Linked DNA regions of Homo sapiens: all the other regions are linked to region 3. A link is a contact called in ENCODE Hi-C or POLR2A ChIA-PET data. All regions are on one chromosome and are shown on one strand. Each heading gives the region's core, a stretch centred on a gene start or an enhancer-like site at or near the end of the contact. The rest is flanking DNA. Distances are from core to core; before and after follow the strand shown.

Region 1 (4,073 bases), core at 1,378-3,877, 640 kb after region 3:
TCAGACTTGATGTTTTTATCTTTTACAGCACACATTGCACTTTATGTTCATCACAATATGTTCAAAATCCTCAATTTCTTTCTATAGAACAGTATTGTGTCTTCCTGTTCCACTTTATAGCACCAATAAATTCTTTTTTGGAGACAAATAATCTTTTGATGCTTGAGCTTCTGATGTCCCTCCTCTCCTCTCCTCTCTTCAATCTCTGCCTCATGGATACATCAATACACATGATTTATTACTTTCTAGATTAAATTTCCAGAATTCTAAATTCAGAATTCTGAATTCATCATTAATTACAATGTCCTCCCTTCAAATTTAGGCTTATTGAACACCCTAACACAATGATGACATTTAAATTTCCAAACAAATAATTTAAAGTCTATTTATTAATACTATATTTAAAAGATGTCTCCAATACAAATCATCAGCACCATTTTGGGCCAGATAGAAAGAAAAAAAGTATACATCATCATCTCTTCTTCCTTATGCCTCATCATAATTACACGTGCAGGATTTTTCCTCCTTATCGCCATCATGTATGTAAAATCATTTTTATTACCTTTTAACTTTATCAGATAAGCATTTTATAGGATAAAAACAATTCCTATATCCTTGTTTGTGCCAGGAGAGTATCTGTGAGAGCCTTAGCAGAAGGAGATCCAGAAGACAAATCAATTAATAAGTGTAAATTACACTTAATATTTGACAAGCACTATGGTACCAAAGGCAGAGTTCTTGTCCTAGAGGGCCGTACAACTCATTTAATGACAGGAATATGAGATGAGAAAAGGGAACTGAATAACTGCAGGAGTGTGTGTGTGTGTGTGTGTGTGTGTGTGTGTGTGTGTGTTGGTATGTGATGAAGCAAATATAACTATACATGACAATCAAAAACATTTTCAGATATATAAAATATAGAAAGATAGTTCTGTTTTGATTCAAGGATCTTGAAAATTTCTAAGCACTTTTTTGTATCTCCTTTTTATTTTCCATGATACTTTAAAGAGGTAAAGGAAGACATTGGGAAAATGTTTTAAATTATTGTTATAGAAATGAACCCAAACAGGCGCCAACTATGATTTTTTTTTTCAAAAACTCATTGTTACTGAATTCAGATAGTTGCCCATCCTTTATCAGCCATTCAAGTCAATCAAGAATAAAAGATTATTTATTTTTTCAAGATTGATTTTTAATGTGTGGATATTCTTTGAAGCCCTCTGGCTATAATTCATGCAAACACATTCAAAATATATAACTGAAAGGCAAATGTGACTACTCTCTGGACTTCATGGCTTGTCACTGAACACACGTTCACAAAACCTGAGCATGTCCCAGCATCCAGAATCCACAAGATGGCATTAGTGTTCACTTTTTTCCCCCGTTTTAAAGCAGTTAATTTTATGACTGTCACTAAATTGTCTTTTTTTTAAGAAAAAGATAAATATTTTTCCTCTCCTGAGATATTTCTTAATATGATTAACAATGATTAATTTGATATCTTTGGAAAGACTTGAAGTAAAAGAAAATGACTTGCCTGTTCTTCGTATCTGTGTTTTGAAAGTTGATCACCTCATTCCTCCAATTCTATATCTCTCCTCTTTTATAAGACCCAGAGGCTGCACTGTCCAATACAGTCACCAGAAGCCATATGTGCTATTTACATTTATTACACTTAACTTTTAAGATTCAGATCTTCAGGCCAGGTGCAGTGGCTCATCCTGTAATCCCAGCGCTTTGGGAGGCCTAGGCGGGTGGATCACTTGAGGTCAGGAGTTGGAGACCAGCCGGGTCAACATGATGAAACCCTGTCTCTATTAAAAATACAAAAATTAGCTGGGTGAGGTGGCAGGCGCCTGTGGTCCCAGCTACTTGGGAGGCTGAGGCAGGAGAATCACTTGAACCCAGGAAGCGGAGGTTTCAGTGAGCCGAGATCGTGCCACTGCACTCCATCCTGGGTAACAGAGCAAGACAAGACTCCACCTCAAAAAATAATAATAATAATAAGTAAATAAAAATAAATAAATAAATAATAAAATTCAGATCTTTGGTTGCACTAGCCACATTTCATGTGTTCAATAGCCGCATGAGGCTCGTGGCCACCATACTGTACAGAGCAGATATTAAACATTTCATGACCCCAGAAAGCTCTATTGGACAGCACTAACTAAAGAATAATAACTCAGGGACCTGAATCTATATCCAGAAACTGATACGTACAAACAATATCCCCCTGTTGATGATATCTGTCTTTGTGACATTTACATTCTGATATAAAAATAGAGGTGAACAGAACGTTGAAATTTAAATGCAAACTTTCACCCACCTCTGTGTACAGAGTGTTCTAGGAGCATTGCTGCATCCTTCAAAATATTCTCATGTGAGTCGTGTGTTTAGGATGCAAACTACTTTACACAATATTGGGCATCTTCATGACAGCTATTGACGTCTTTAATTATTTTTAACTCCACTTATATTATTGAGCTCAGTGTAGTCATGGCTTTCAGAAGCACAAAAACAAAATAGTAGGGCTGGAAAGGGAGCTGCAGATCATCTGATCCTGCCTTCTTGTATGATTCATTAGGCTGCAAGGCCATAGAATGAGGCATGTGATGTAACAGGAAGTCCTTTGGCCCAGGAGACCAGAAACAAAATCTATTCTGGGAGATCTTGGTTGAACTTTTCTGTACCCAAGTTTCATTACACAGGAAATGAAGGGATTGGGAAAGGTTATTTGCAGGTTTACTTTCAGCTCTCAATGTCTCTCTTGTGTTACATTTAGTGTCAGGAATCAAAGGGGTTTCAAAGTCACAAGATAAAAATAGTACATCTACCTTGAGTATTAATTTTACTCAAAGATTTAAAAAGGAAAAGGTAAGTATGTTGACTGATAAGTGATTTAAAAATTATCTTTTTATCTCTAAAAAATGCAGATGTGTTTTTGGAGGAGATAAAACATAAAATACAAAGAAATATTATGCCAGCACTGAGCTACTTGAGATACACTCCCAAACCCCTTCAGGATTTTCATTCATTCTTTCTGCCTTTAGGGACAGTTTTTAAACATTTGAGAAATGCTTCAATAGGTAATAGCACAGAAGTGAAAAGCCTTCCAATGACAAATTGGGAGACTTCCCTGCTGTTTGATAAGGAATACAAGCTCAGAAATTACAGTTAAATCCGTAACAGGATTAAAGTTCATTCACAAAGAAATACAAAGCAATGATGTAATGCTTAATAGTGATGATGTTGGTAATGATGCCAGAAATCTGGGCTAAATAATTATTAAATTTCATATAAACATAGACTCTGGATTTCCTAGAGGCTAGGTAAAGAGAAAACAGAATGGGTGATATCATTCTCATTTTATAATAAATGAAGAATATAGTCACATAAGAAAAATAGACAAACATTCCCAAACTAAAAAATAAAAAATAAAAAAAATCAGAGAGATTGAATGCAAGTGTGTTTTATAAGAAACATAAATTAACATTGTGTTTAATAGCAATTTTACAAATGATAGAGAGGTATTCTTCATAAAGCCATTTCTTAGATTGACCCTGGATAAAGGTCAAAAACATGTTAATGTATTGGGAATTTGTCGAACCACTTCTACAGAAAGGGAAACACTAATATTCTCCAGGCATATAGCATTTGGGTGACCTAACTTGGAAGAAGGGTAGAGCTTAGAAAATTTGAAGAAATGGATGACTAGAATGCTCACTTCTAATTTTTAAATAACAAGTGCCTTATTACTTATTTTGCCCATTAAAATACCACCAATGCCAAAAGAAAGCCATATCATACCAAAAGGAATGAATTTAGATACACCATCAAATATCAGTTGTTTGAAAGAGAGATGATACAGGAGAAGCATCTATAATGATGTTTCTTGTCCCTAAAAATAAACCACCAACAAATATTAATTATCCAAGATCCTACTGTCAACTAAGATAAAAATATATTGCTAATTCTTGTCTTGGATTTTCAAGTGGCAATGGTGATTAGGTACTAATCAGTAGATAACCTTTCTTCCTTGAATATTTTTTATCGCGGTAAAAAGCACATGCGAT
Region 2 (4,249 bases), core at 1,437-3,936, 750 kb after region 3:
AAAAGACATGGGTAATCAAAGGCAGAATCAGGATTCAAACTTAGGTTCATCTGGCTCTTTCCATGACAAAACCAACACATGGTAGACGTGACCCCCAGCTCCTCCTGCAACCCTGGAGCAATATTTTAGGAAGACGGTGGGATTCCTGCTCATAGAATCGGCACCTGAATTTTGCTGTCATCAAAGAACATGCCTGATTCCACCCTGACTGAAATACTGCCTGCAGTTCACCTCTCTGAGCTGAGTTTCCTGATCCACATAACGGAGAAATAAGAATCCATATCCAACAGGGAGTTTTAATGCTAAATAAGACAAATAATATGGAAATATTACCATAGAAATGTGTATACAGAAATATAGATGATTATCTAAATGCTGATTGTATCTACCAAAGGTATAAATAGGTTACCAGTACTGCTATTACTAATGGCCTAGATTTATCAAGCACTGACTACCTAACAGGAAGGAAACTGGGCATTTTACATGCACTATCTCATGCCATCTTTTCGTCATACTTATCATTTTTATTCCCATTTTACAGATGAGAAAACTAAGGCCTGATCACAAAGCTAATAGAAATGACAGTCATTTTACTAAATGCTCATAATAGCTCATTCAGATAGGTAATATTCTCAATACTGATGAGGACCCTGACACACAGAGAGCTAAATAATACTAGAACTAGAGTTTGAATCTAGATCCTTCTGGCACCAAAGCTCATCTTCTTTCCTCTACGCCATAATATATTTAACAAAGCAAGCAAAACAGTGACTGGGATATTTGGACCTCACAGCAATGCTTTGTTTTGGTTCGTGATGATTTTTCAGCCACCCTAAGTTCTTCCTTCCCTCTTGCTGCCTACCAAGTAAATCCCACTCAGAGAGGTGGCTCACTGCTTCATGGTTTCCACGACACTAAAAGTCACTTCATGCTTCACAGGAAGATGGTGGTGGATAGCGTGTCTCATTTTCATTCACTCACTAATCCAACTAATATTTCAAGTCCTGCTCAGAGACATGCAAAGTCTCATTGTCATTACACCCGACTCACAATCACCTCCCCCTTCTCTTAACCTCCACCACTCCTTTGCTGCCCTACTGTTATGTCACATATCTTTCCTGTATTAAGATTCGTGAAATAATCTTATTTTCTCTAACAGACTGTGAGTTCCTTGAACATAGCTTCTCTGGATATCTTCATACATATATATATATACACATACAACATGTGATAACTATATATATAGTAAAAATATTGAATAAATCAATGAGTGAATAAATGTCTACATGTCCAAAAAGAATAAACAATGGCTTCTGTACACAATTTTCTTTAAAATTTAAGGGTATTAAGGTTTTGTTTATGTAACCAAAAAAATTCTTCAATGATTTTTACTAAATTCCAATTATTTTACTAGGAATATAGAGGAAAAATCTTATAAGAACCCCCAAAAATTTTAAAATTCATACAGGAGCCTACAAAATCTTAATTTTGCCTCCTTTCTCAGCATTCCATTGTCATTCCTGGGCTCTGCTTGTGGCGTTTCTCAAGGCTTTCAGCACTGCAGTCACCACAAAACCATAAAATAGGGACATTGATCTCTATTCCAAGAAACAGAAACAGTAGAGTAAAAAATATAAAAGCAATGTTTTCATCGCTTATAAAAATGTGAGGGACTATTTGGACACGACTCAGGTGAAAATAAGGGCAGAAATAATGTCATATGGGAGAAAGGAAGCTAAAGTGTGGAATCATAAAATAACTTAAAGGTCCTAATCTCCTAGCTTTGCATAGGACCATGAAAGTCAGTATCTGCACCTCGAGCGGAGATGATTTGTCCAAAGTCACCCAGCTTGTTCACCACTGAGTCAGGACCTGAGCATGTGTTTCTGATTTCTGCTTCAAAGTTCTTTCATGGAAGAAGTGAGGTTTTCATGCTATTGAAAGTTTGGGCTGAAAATTACAGTTCAGATCCAATTCCTTAAGCGTCTGCAGGCATGAGAACAGGTTTAGGAAGTTTCTCTCTTTTAAAGCAACTTTGTGTTGGTTTGAGTATAGCTACTATTAGGCTTATGTAACTAATATTTGTCAGGGCTACCTACATGCTTTTGAGATATAAAGACTACTCCTTCCACTAAACTGTCAGAGTCTATATAATTTTTGAAGTGCCACAGAGCAAAGCAGTACATATTTATCTAACGGTGTCTTCACAATTTTAAGTCTGGACTATAGTTTTCAGATTGTCCTCTTTTGTAATAAGGAAGGAAAGGACAACTCGCATAGGCGTTGAGAGCCAGAATTTTAAGCTTAAATGGTTAACTGCGATTAGGTGGGATTTTTTTTTCCTCCATGTGTAAAAACACTGGTTGGCATAAGGCATACATTTTTACACACAAAACTCAAGTTGCAAGTCTATAGGAAAAAATGTGCACCAAAGTTTTCTCAATTGTCACCGTTGCAAACTAGAACTTCTTTACCCTTCTCCTCTGTTGCATTATTCTAGAAAACTTCTAAGTAAAATGCAGGAGCACAACCAATAAGGCGCCTGCCACTTCCTCAGTGGGAAGCGTCATAAGTAGTACTTTCCATTTGAAGCTGATGTCTTAAAATATCTTTGTTTCTAAGTACTTTTGTTTTGAAAGATCTGGGAGGGGGCGGGGAGTGGAAGGGGAGGGGGAAGAATGGGCAGGAGGGGATTTCCCAAGAAGGCCAAATAACAAGAAGTATAATGATGGCTTGCTGTGATGAAAATGGAAAAAAGTTGTAATACATGAAAGAAATATTTTCAACGCAGAAGTAAGAGCCAAACTTCACTGAGTTGAAGGCAGCTGAGAACGCTGTGCCCCTGTGGGATGAGGGAAGGCTGAGGGTGGTTGAGAATTCTCTGTGATGCAATATGGAGGAAGCTGAATGCTGGGGGTGAAAAATGCCCTCTAGCAATAAAGTCCTCCACCTCCTGCCTAACGGGTATGATTAATTCTACATCACACTCAATTTGTGAAAAGAGCTCTTGAAAAAAAATTAGGACGGTTTGCTTGTGCAAACTGTCAAAATGATGAATGAAATAGGTGTGTATGAATGGGGAGGGAGGGGGAGGATTGCTGACATAAATAGATTGGCTTACACATTTTAGTTCTCCCTAATATCACAGCTGTGCAGTCAGGACTGAGACAACTGCCAACTGCAAGATGCGGTTCGTTTTCTTAACTGCATATGTAGTCTTCAGACTACGATACAACAGATTATACAAGAACTGAGATAATCTCATTTCTTCATAAATTGTCTTCCTTCATCAGCTCCATAATATATAACCATGATAATGGGTATTTATAGTGTGTCCCATGCAAAATGGCCTTTGGGTTCTTAACCTAATATAATAAACAGATAATTCAAATAAAAAGACAGCACGGGCCAGTGGGAACAAGGGAAAGAGGCCAAAAAAGACAAAAAATCCATACTCTACTAAAATATATTAATAAAACAAAGGAGGGCCTGCTCTCTTTTCTAGTGAATGAAAAATGCATTTAATTTAATCTGTTTACTTTGAGAAATTATTTACTTTCACTTTCCCTCACACTGGAGCTCTGACTACTCCTGGAACTGATCATCTCTACTAATCACCAAGATTCCTGCCATCAGTTGGCCTCTTTAGGAGGGGCCATTCATGCTTCTCCTAAAGAAATGTATGCTTCTTGTCTTTCCTCGGAGGGCCTCAAAAGGCCTCAGTACCCCATCAGCCCTCACCATTGCTCTGTGCGGAAGTGACCAGTATTAATATGTTTAATATCTTGGTTTATTAACCACAGATTGCGTGACTACAGTCTTCTTGCAAAAGAGTCCAATGAAATACACAAACATTTTAAAATCTCCCTTCACCTCCCTCCCCAAACTAAACACCTCCCCAACTTTGCTCCCTAAGAAACTCACCATTAAACAGTTGAATATGTCTCATTCCATTCCTTTTCCATGCATTTATATGCATATACCTATACACATTCATGCATAAATAGGGGTGTGTGTGTGTAGAAGGCAGAGGAAGTGTAATTTGTTTTGTTTTTCATTAAAGCATAACTTCGGGCACCGTCAGTGTCAATACCTGATGATCTATTTCATTTTGTTTGGTGTCTTTAGAGTATTCCATAGTGTGGATAGGCCACAATTTATGGAATCATTCTGCTATTAAATAATGTTTCAGGCCAGGTGTGGTGGCTCACACCTGCAATCCCAGCATTTTGGGAGGTCGAGGTGGGCG
Region 3 (4,014 bases), core at 1,097-3,596:
CTTTTCATCACCCATTACAAGGTTGATGGCTGACACCTTTATAAAGGAAGACAAATCAACGAGAGAAAAGCATAACCAATTTACTTAACCAAAGTTTTAGATGACATAAAGAACCCAGGAAATACTTCAGAAATAAAGAACCCAGGAAAACTGTGTATTTTTATGCTTGGGTGTAGTGAAGAATGGGCATTCACTTAGAAGTATGATTGGATAACAAGGGGGTATGACCTTAGCAATGGTTTTTAGTTTAGATTCTTCTTGGCCTCTGGGTAGAGGGGAAGAACTCTCTGGAAGGAGTCTTATGACTTCCTTTCAGGGGAGATAGGTCAAATAATTCTTTTATGACCATGCTTCAGAGAAGAAAGAAGAAGGTCAGAGAAGGAAAAAGAGAAGGTCAGTGAGACATTTCTACTTCTGCAGTTTTCTCAATTTCCTTCAGCTTAAAATACTCAGTTAAAACCAAGGTGCCATATTATGGGGTAGCATTTCCTGTGTCCCATTCATCTGATATCCTATGATCTTATTAAATTCACTTATCAAGTTTTTGTAGCTCTTTTTGTAGATACCTTAGAATTTTCTAGATAGATAGTTGTATCTTCTGCAAATAAATTTTTTACTTTCAACCTTTGTGCCCCTTTTCTCTTTTACTTGCCTTATTGCACTGTATAAGAGTTTCAGCACATTACTGCATAATAGTGGTGAGTAATGACAGCAGACATCCTTTTCTCTGCCCAGTCTTCGGGGAAAAGCATTCTTTTTACATTTTTTTTTTTTTTTTTTTTGCCATTTAGTGTGTTATGACTGTAGGTTTTTTATAGGTGCCTTGTGATAAGGGAGTTTTCCTATTCCTAATTTTCTAAGAACTTATGAATGGGTGTTGAATATTTGAAAGTGCAACTTCTGCATCTATTCGAATATGTGAATTTTCTTCTTTATTAATGTGGTAAATTATATTGATTTATTATCCAATGGTAGACTGACTGTGCATTCCTTAAATAAATCATTCCTGGCCATGGTGTAATATTATTTTTATACATTTCTGGATTCTGTTTGCTAATATTTTGTTGATAATTTTTACATATATATTAAAAAATTATTTTTATCTATAATTTTTTTTCTTGAAATGTCTGTGTTACTCTTGGTATTGGTGTAACGCTGGACTCATAAAGAGTTGAGAAATGCTCATTCCTCCTCTATTTTCTAAAAGTGTTTTTGTTTAAAGATTGTTATCTTTTATCTCTTAATATTTGAAAGAATTTAGCATTAAACCAGTTGGGCCTGAAATTTTCTTTGTGCAAAGATTTTGATTGTGAATTTCATTTCTTTAACGGTTATAAGGCTACTTAAATATTAGACTTCTATGATTTTCATCGTATTTCTAAGGAGATCATTCATTTCATTTACCAAATGTGTTAACATAATGTTGTTTATGATATTTGCTTTTTAACTTTCTAATGTCTGAAAATATTTTAGTTATATCTCCTTTTTAATTCCTGAATTTAGTAATTTGTGTTTTCTCTTTCTTTTTTAAAGTCTATCTAGGAGTTTGTCAACTTTATTAATGTTTTTAATGAATCAACCTTTTCTCTATTTTTTTGTTTTCTACTTTATTTTTACTCTAATTTTTATTGTTCTTTGCTTTTGCTTTTTGGGGGTTTAATTTATTGTTCTTTTTTAGCCTTTCAAGATAGAAACTTAGATTATTGATTTAACTTATTTTGCTATGCTGATATTTTACACATTAGCTCAGGTATATGACAGATACCATTATTGCTATCATTTTACAGATAAAGAAACTGAGGCTCAATGAACTTGTAACGCTTTAGTGTCAGAGCTCTAGAATGGGTGAAGGCCAGATTCAGACCCAGGCATCGTGACTCCCAAGTCTGCTTGTGGATCCTTGAAAGCAAGGGTGAGCCATAAGCATTGCACCTTTGAGAGAACTGGTAAGTTAGAACCGCAGGGACTTCTGAGAGCTTCCTTCATCATTTTCTGCATGCCTCCCAGTGTGCATAGTCTCTGCTCCTTCTCCCGTTAGCATGAGCCGTGTGTGTGATACAGTGTGAGCACTGGTGTGGAGGGTTCAGATCCATGTGGGTGGCCCCCACACTCTAGCCAAGTGAGCATGTAAAGATGTTTTTATGTAGCTTCATCGATAATTAACTTCCACTCTCTGCCTCATTCCATGCCTCCCCACTTGCCTTCCTCCCTCCCTCCAGCCTGGGTGCTTGGGGGCCTAGGCTGGGGACCTCACTGTGACTAGCTTAGCAATTCTCTAGCTCCAGGAGGCTGCCAGGACCCAGGCGGGAGTGCAGGAAGTTTTCAAGGTCTGTGCTCCAGGGTGTGTGATGACTTGACTGCTCCCTGAAGAGCTCGCTGCTTATAATCGCATAGTTTTTGGCATGTGCTCTCTGACAAAAGAACAGATGTTTCCTACAAGAACAAAAGAACAGGGCATAACTGTTGGCCTAACGCTTTGCCACTAATAACATTGAAAGTGGAAGCAACAAGTCCTAACGAGAAGGTCCCTACAGGATCATGAAGCCAGTGCCAGGGAATTGGAGTCAAAATGAAAGAACTCACGGCTGCTTTTACGTTTTAATAGGCAGTGTGCTGGATGTTTTTTAACCTCTTTGGATAAATAGCAACAGGCTATTCTTTCTAGCTGTGTTCATGAATTTTGTAGCTGTACAGTAATGATGGCTTCACAAGTTCCCTTACAAGATCCCAAGCCCGTGTCCATTTCAGAGACACACTGAGAGGGTTATGACAGGCTCGGCCAACCCTGCAGCATCAGCCTACAGTCCATATATGGGGGAAGCCTTAGCTAAATCGCAGCTCTCAGCCAAACTAAAAACACCAGAGCAAGTTTTTCTCTTTGTTGCTGGCTGGAACTTCAAAGCACGGAGAGCCCACACACAAAAATGAAAAACAAAGAACCCTAAAAAAGGGCCCAGCCTCAGAGCCCACCCCCAAAAGTTTAGTATGCCTCTTGTGTTAAAAACCTTTCACCCCATATGTCACATGTCACCCAGGGTTTCAGTCGCGTTCCTAGAGTCATTCCTCTGATTTTTCATCTCTGAAGAATATCTTCTTTGAGGTTGTCCTTGGCTTTCGCCCAAAGGAAAGACATTTATTTTTTCTCATTCTTTCCCCCAACCACCTACCCTGACTATTTCTTCAAACTAACAGACACAGTGAAAATATTATTTAAATGTTTTTAACTTCTTTTACCATGAACTGTTGTCACCAAAAAGGTTCAATGTTCGGGTTTAGTAAGTCATGGTTAGCAAAGAACATTCACAGCATCTGATGTCAACAGGATCTTTACAAATCTCTCCTCCTATTTCCCTTGGACTTTATTGAGAGGGATGGATACTATATCCCAATGTGGCAACTGGACATCCTCATTTATATTTGTGGTCCCAGCTTATACCTTTTTCCTGATGTTCTGTTTGCTGATTTGCATGATTCATTATATGATCACCTCTTCTTTAAGAAGGGGTTTTGAAAATATTTCTTATGATTCTAGCAATTTATATCAAATTTTATGGTGCTATCATTATAATGCGAATGTGGGAAATGCAGAACCAAAACCTTGAAGCGACTTGAAATTTTCATAAGGCAAATCCATTCATCACATATACATTTGAGTCCATGTTATTTTTCTGAAAATGTGGTTGAGCTAATGCAATTATGAAAATGTTGTTTCTTGGAAATGAAAAGGTTTTGTGTTCAGCAGGGTACATAAAGTAGGTGTAAGCACTCTCATATTTGGGCTCCAAATATGGGTTACATGTTGAGACTGAGTGCCAGTTGAGGAGCACATTAAAAAAACACCCAATCATATGATTGTGTTATTCATAGTTATACATTCTGTGTCCCAGAGACTAAATATCAACAGCAGATTCCTTCAAAGATTGGATGGGTATGAGTGACAAAGTGACGGATCTTAACATCTTGAAATGGTGGCAGAATTGAGTTAGCTGTTTTTATAAAAAAAAATAGGCCAGG

Evidence for each region. Hi-C counts contacts between places; a loop is a spot of excess contacts on that map. ChIA-PET counts read pairs that join two places held with the same protein, here RNA polymerase II (POLR2A). Pooled maps may share reads with other maps.
Region 1: a loop to region 3 is called in a map of endothelial cell of umbilical vein, with 3 times the contacts of the local background. The contact joins two enhancer-like sites. A Hi-C loop is called at or near these places in 1 of 168 maps with a recorded cell type or tissue (endothelial cell of umbilical vein) and 6 of 50 pooled maps. POLR2A ChIA-PET finds 5 or more read pairs at or near these places in 2 of 52 experiments (MCF 10A and activated B cell).
Region 2: a loop to region 3 is called in a pooled map, with 3 times the contacts of the local background. The contact joins two enhancer-like sites. A Hi-C loop is called at or near these places in 5 of 50 pooled maps. POLR2A ChIA-PET finds 5 or more read pairs at or near these places in 2 of 52 experiments (WTC11 and activated T-cell).

The regions. Positions count from the first base shown.
Region 1 is chr6:155,527,710-155,531,782 of GRCh38, reverse strand. No RefSeq gene overlaps it. Among named protein-coding and RNA genes, the nearest start is that of NOX3, 74 kb to the right of the region's middle. Within about 2 kb of position 2,627, at least 7 of the 41 ENCODE cell types and tissues checked have a DNase peak (open chromatin) inside an H3K27ac peak, as active enhancers do; they include endothelial cell of umbilical vein, where a contact is called at or near this core.
Region 2 is chr6:155,416,993-155,421,241 of GRCh38, reverse strand. The region is part of intron 10 of NOX3 (NADPH oxidase 3); the gene reads left to right. Among named protein-coding and RNA genes, the nearest start is that of NOX3, 37 kb to the left of the region's middle. RefSeq lists enhancers at 2,631-2,690, 2,791-2,940. Within about 2 kb of position 2,686, at least 9 of the 41 ENCODE cell types and tissues checked have a DNase peak (open chromatin) inside an H3K27ac peak, as active enhancers do.
Region 3 is chr6:156,166,268-156,170,281 of GRCh38, reverse strand. It overlaps LOC101928923 (a long non-coding RNA gene), which reads left to right. Exons shown (of 9, transcript XR_001744423.2): 4 at 1,788-1,946. Among named protein-coding and RNA genes, the nearest start is that of SNORD28B, 210 kb to the left of the region's middle. Within about 2 kb of position 2,346, at least 11 of the 41 ENCODE cell types and tissues checked have a DNase peak (open chromatin) inside an H3K27ac peak, as active enhancers do; they include endothelial cell of umbilical vein, where a contact is called at or near this core.